Regions from separate parts of the Homo sapiens genome. Here region 2 is linked to region 1. A link is a loop called in an ENCODE intact Hi-C map of the cell type or tissue named here. Cell type or tissue: A673. All regions are shown on one strand.

Evidence for each region. A loop is a pair of places that touch in the nucleus more often than their neighbours do. Peaks named below come from ENCODE experiments on the same cell type or tissue, not always from the same donor. Only the 100,000 strongest peaks of a DNase experiment are listed, where the experiment ranks them.
Region 2: a loop joins it to region 1, with 3 times the contacts of the local background. A loop is called at or near these places in 4 of 110 quality-filtered maps.

The regions. Positions count from the first base shown.
Region 1 is chr4:107,735,713-107,738,212 of GRCh38, reverse strand. No RefSeq gene overlaps it. Among named protein-coding and RNA genes, the nearest start is that of PAPSS1, 17 kb to the right of the region's middle. In A673, a CTCF peak has its summit at 1,003 (motif pointing right); a DNase peak (open chromatin) is centred at 1,052.
Region 2 is chr4:107,379,831-107,382,330 of GRCh38, reverse strand. No RefSeq gene overlaps it. Among named protein-coding and RNA genes, the nearest start is that of PAPSS1, 340 kb to the left of the region's middle. RefSeq lists an enhancer at 2,446-2,500. In A673, CTCF peaks have their summits at 1,309 (motif pointing right) and 1,950; DNase peaks (open chromatin) are centred at 1,320 and 1,950; H3K27ac peaks cover 1,080 bases.

The sequences.
Region 1 (2,500 bases):
TATATTTTAGTATTGGGTGAAGGAAAGACCCATGTCCTGGGTCATTGAAAGTTGTGCAGCCATTCTGACACATTTGCCTTAGTCACTCCCATCATTTGTGAGCCGGTCCAGTGTTTTAAATCCAGGAAGACTTGTAAATGTCTCCAATCTTTCCCTTGCATAGGTGAGACCCACCACGGTGGTGCTAGAAAGGGGTAACAGGCCACAGACCTAACAGGAATCATGCTGGAGGCTGTCTGCATAGTCCTGTGCCCATTGTAGAAGGAGGTTAGCAGTGGATGCAGAAACAATACTAGGTGTAAACAGAAAGAATAGGATAAAAGAAATTTTATCTCTGACACCCAGATTAGGCCTTTGTCATTCAATTTCCAGTCATTTTTCATCCTGAATAAACCCTTTGTCCTTGGTAGCCTTTTCGTCCTCAAGACTGTACCTAGGTTTGAAGGCTGCCAAATCTATTTGGGGAATTAAAGGAACCCGGAGTTCAACATTGGAGCTGGCTAGGTGCCTGGCTGTGCAATCTAAGAAAGCATTTCCCCTAGCTACTTCAGAATTGTTGCACTGATGGCCTGGGCAACGCATAACAGCTATTTCTCTTGGGGCCTTTATTGCCTCTGGTAGCTCTAACACTTGCTTTGCGTATTTGATTTCAGTATTGTCAGCCTTCAGTAGGCCCCTTTCTTTCCAGATAGCACCCTGTGCATGGACTATTATGAAGGCATATTTGGAATCAGTGTAGATGTTGGCACTCTTACTTTGGGACAGTTGCAAGGCTCTGGTAAGGGCGATTGACTGAGCTTTCTGTGCAGAAGTCCCTGTTGGGAGAGTTCTTGCCTCTATTCCCTCTGAGACTCACTACAGCATAGGCAGCGTTCCTTCTTCCATTAATGACTAAACTTTTCCTGTTTGCGAACAATGTCCAGTTTGCACATGAGAGGGCTGTGTCCTTCAAATCTAGGGGACTAGAAAACACTTGATCAATAACTTCTGGGCAGTCATGTATTAGTTCCTCTGATTCCCCAGTAGGTGGCAGCAAAGTGGTGGGGTTTAAGGTTCCAGTGGTCTGCAGTTTCACTGCAGGGTCATCGAGCAGGATAGCCTGATATTGGCCCAATCTGCCCGCTGTTAGCCAATAGCCACCTTTTGTTCTAACAACGCCAAGACTTAGTGTGGCACAGAAATCATGGTGGGCTGACCTAGAGTCAGCTTCTCAGCTTCCTTGAGCAACAAGCAGGTCGTGGCTACTGCCCTAAGACAAGGGGGCCAGCCCCTAGCCACAGTATGGAGCTGCTTTGAAAAATAGGCCACAGGCTGTAGTATTTCTCCCAGTTTTTGTGTTAAGACCCAGAGTGCTAGACCTAGTCTTTCATGCATATAAGGTTGGAAAAGTTTGTGTGGGTTTGGCAGTCCTGGAGCCAGAGCAGATATTAATTTATGCTTTAGTTGCTCAAATGTGATTTGGTGTTCGATTTCCCATGGTCTGCTCCTTTTAGATATAGCTGCTTTACTATTAACCCATAATTGGGACTCCAGATTTTACAAAATCCTGCCATTCCTAGGAAGCCCTTTAGTTGCTTCCTGGTTGTGGGCATCACGATGGAGGCAATTGCACTTAGCCTTTCCACCGTCAGGGCTCTAGCTGCTCTTGTAACAAAAACCCTAAGTATTCTATAGTTTGCTTACATATTTGGGCCTTCTTACTTGAAACTTTATACTCACAAGCTGCCAAGTGGTTTAGGGTCTTTACAGTGTTTTCTTGACATTCTTGTTTTGAGGTGCTGGAAATTAATAAATCATCCACATATTGAAGTAGCACCCCATTTTCTAATTGTAAGCCTCTCAAGTCTTGAATCAAAGCCTCTCCAAATATACTTGGGGAGTTTTTAAACCCTTGAGGGAGCACAGTCCAGCAATATTGAAACTGTGCAGCTGTCTCAGGGTCTGTCCACTCGAAAGCAAACAATAGTTGGCTTTCTATTTCTACTGGTATGCAAAAGAAGGCATCCTTTAAGTCTAGCACTGTAAACCATTCGTGATCCTTAGGTAGTGAAGCAAACATAGTGTATGGGTTAGCCACGATGGGGTGAATGTCTTCCACAGTATCATTAATAGCTCTGTGATCTTGCACAAACCTATACTTATGGGAATGAGGCTTCTTTAATGGCAGGAAAGGAGTATCGTATGAGGACTGACAAGGTCTTATTAAGCCATATTGCAAAAACCAGATTAATGCTGGCTGGATAACTTCCAAGACTTCCTTCTTTAAGGGGTATTGCTTTTTTCCGGATAGGTTGGGGCCCTTCCTTCAGTTTGTTTTTTATTGGACTCACATTAATTTCCCTCTCAGGTTGGTCTCATGCCCAGACCTCTGGCTTCACCTTGTCAAAGACTTCTTGAGGAATTGCCTCTACCTCAGGGTGTGGGGCCTCAGTGCTCACCAGCAGTGCTTGCAGCTGCAGTCCATGCTCTGGAGGCATTTGAAGACACAGCTGACGTTTCT
Region 2 (2,500 bases), 360 kb after region 1:
TTCCTTGTCTCTTCTTGCATATACTTTTTGAGCCTCCCTGAGCAATTCACTCAGGGGATGGTCCTCCCAATTTTCTATCTTTTGTAATTTTTTTGAAATGTCTGGCCAACTTTTAGTAACAAAGTGAAGTTTTCACATTCCTTGTCTGAGGGGTTTTCCAAATCAAGGCCTGCATGCTGTCTCGTTTGCTCCCTCAATCTATTTAAGAATCCAGTGGGTTCCTCATCTTTTTCCTGTTGAATATCAAATGCTTTAGAAAGATTTTGAGTTTGGGGTACTGATTCTTGAATTCCTTTTATTATCATCTCCCTTAGGTCCTGCATATTTTCCCAGTGATTTGCATTGTTACTGTCCCAATGGGGGTCTTGAGTGGGAAATTTATAGCCCACAGAAAGAACATTTTGACCAGGAGGGTGCTCACGTTCCCAAAGTGCCATAGCAGCCCTCCGAATCATACTTCATTCTTCCTCAGAAAAGAGGATGCCCAAGATGGACATCAACTCAGCCCAAGAGTATATGTGAGGCCCTAGAAATTGATGAGTTTGATCTGCTACTTCATAAGGGTCATCCAGTAGTGGCTTAGGCTCTTTTTAAAATACCTGACTTCCGAACTAGTCAAGGGGGCGTTCACAAAGCCAATAGCCCCCCGCCCCATCCTTGTGGTACCTCTCTTAGTGGAAAGAGTCAGATCTGGCTCTCTAGGTGTGGAGAGAAATGGAAAGTTTTTAATATCCTTTTTACATTGCTCTATCTCACGTTGAAGCTCCTTTAATGAGGGATACTTAATAGGTTGGTGGGGGCAGGCTCACAAGATGGTTATTCCGCAAAGTCGGGATTATAGGGAGGAGGAGCAATATGAGTAGAGGCACCACAAGTGGGTGAGGGATCCATAGCAGCAGCTGGGGGAATAGAACACCGGCAAGTAACACAAGTAAGGCAGTGGCCTGAAACGGCTAGGGAGTAACCCAAAACCACAGCCGGAGGGAAGGCACAGGCTGGGGAGTGGCCTGGAACAGAAACCGGGGGAGCGGGATCGGAAAAGCTGGAAGAGGGATGCAAGCACGGGAAGTACCTGAAATGGGAACCGGAGGGGCGGGATCAGGGACAGCAGGAAGAGGAAGCAGGGGAGGGACCTGAAACGGAAACCAGAGGAGCGGGATCGGGGGCACTGAATGGAGGAAGATGATCTAGACCCACGTGTTAGTGGGTGTGGGTTGTCTAGACACCGGTCTTTCCCTTCTAGAGAGGTTGGTTTTTGGCTTTCTCCCTCTAGATTCTAAAGAGTAAAGGAGGACAGGCCCCTGCTGCCAACAGAGGGCGTAAACGATTTCTTCCTGGGAGACAGGACTCTTATCCTTAACACGCTCGATTAAGAGCTGACAAATCTGCTCCTCATTAGACCCAAATTTTGGCCAGAAATGTGAGGGTTTAAGGATGGGTTCTCGAACCCAAATAAAACAACAACATTTTATCATCTACTGTTTTCGTTTATACTTGGTTCTCTCTTTATCTTTCCAGTACTTCAGCATAAGCCCCAAGGGGCTATCAGAAGTAATTTCATCACTTTCTAGACTCTTTAGTTTTCCTGTCTTACTTGAAACATTCCCCATCTTAGAGGTTATTGGTGGGGAGGGGCTACAACCTCTCCTGTTAGAGGTGTCTACCCCCCTCTTTCTGGAGGCTCACTGCAGCTTTTAAGAAGGGGTCCAACCTCTCGTGTTAGAGGTGTCTCACCTCCCCCTTTCTGGAGGCTTACTGAGGCTTTTAAGAGGGAGTCCAACCTCTGGTATTAGAGGTGTCTCACCTCTCTCTTTCTGGAGGCTTAACCTCTCCCATTAGGGGTTTCCTGCATATCCTATAGCTCATCCCTCTGGAAGTTCCTTGCATCTTTCTTTCTCTTTGTCTACTCTGATTGTTCCTGCCCATAGTTGATAGATGGCAGCACAAAACCGCAGAGAAGACTCACTCCACACAACCATAATGCTTAGCCCCATTTACACACTCTCAACCTCCAAATTATCCCAATCACCAAGGAAATACTTTGTCGCCTTTGCAAAGTCTCCTGCCTTATTCTGTGCACAAGAATTACCTGGTCCTCTTATTGCCTCGGTCTTACAAGCATCTCCTCCCCGCTTTGCTGAGAATCCAGATTTATTCGTCACAACGGGTGGGGCCTGATCTCCCTCACCCTTGGGCCACCATAACTATAGACAGTGGGATGCATCTCCCCTGGGTGGGGTGACCGAAGACCCCCTTCCCGAAGTAGAATATTCAAGCCCCAAAGTTGGGCACCAGAATTGTTGGGAATAACACTCAAAATCCTAAGGAGATTGAACACTCAAAGGATTCTAAGCAAAGCAATTTTACTTCTGTGCAGAGGGGTGCTTCTCCTTGGCCAGTCACCATGAGAGCACACCTGAACAAAGGGGCACAAGAGCCTTTATTCCTGATGCAAGTCCTGCCCTTGCACCCTTTCCCCACTGGCCAGGGTCAGGTCGCA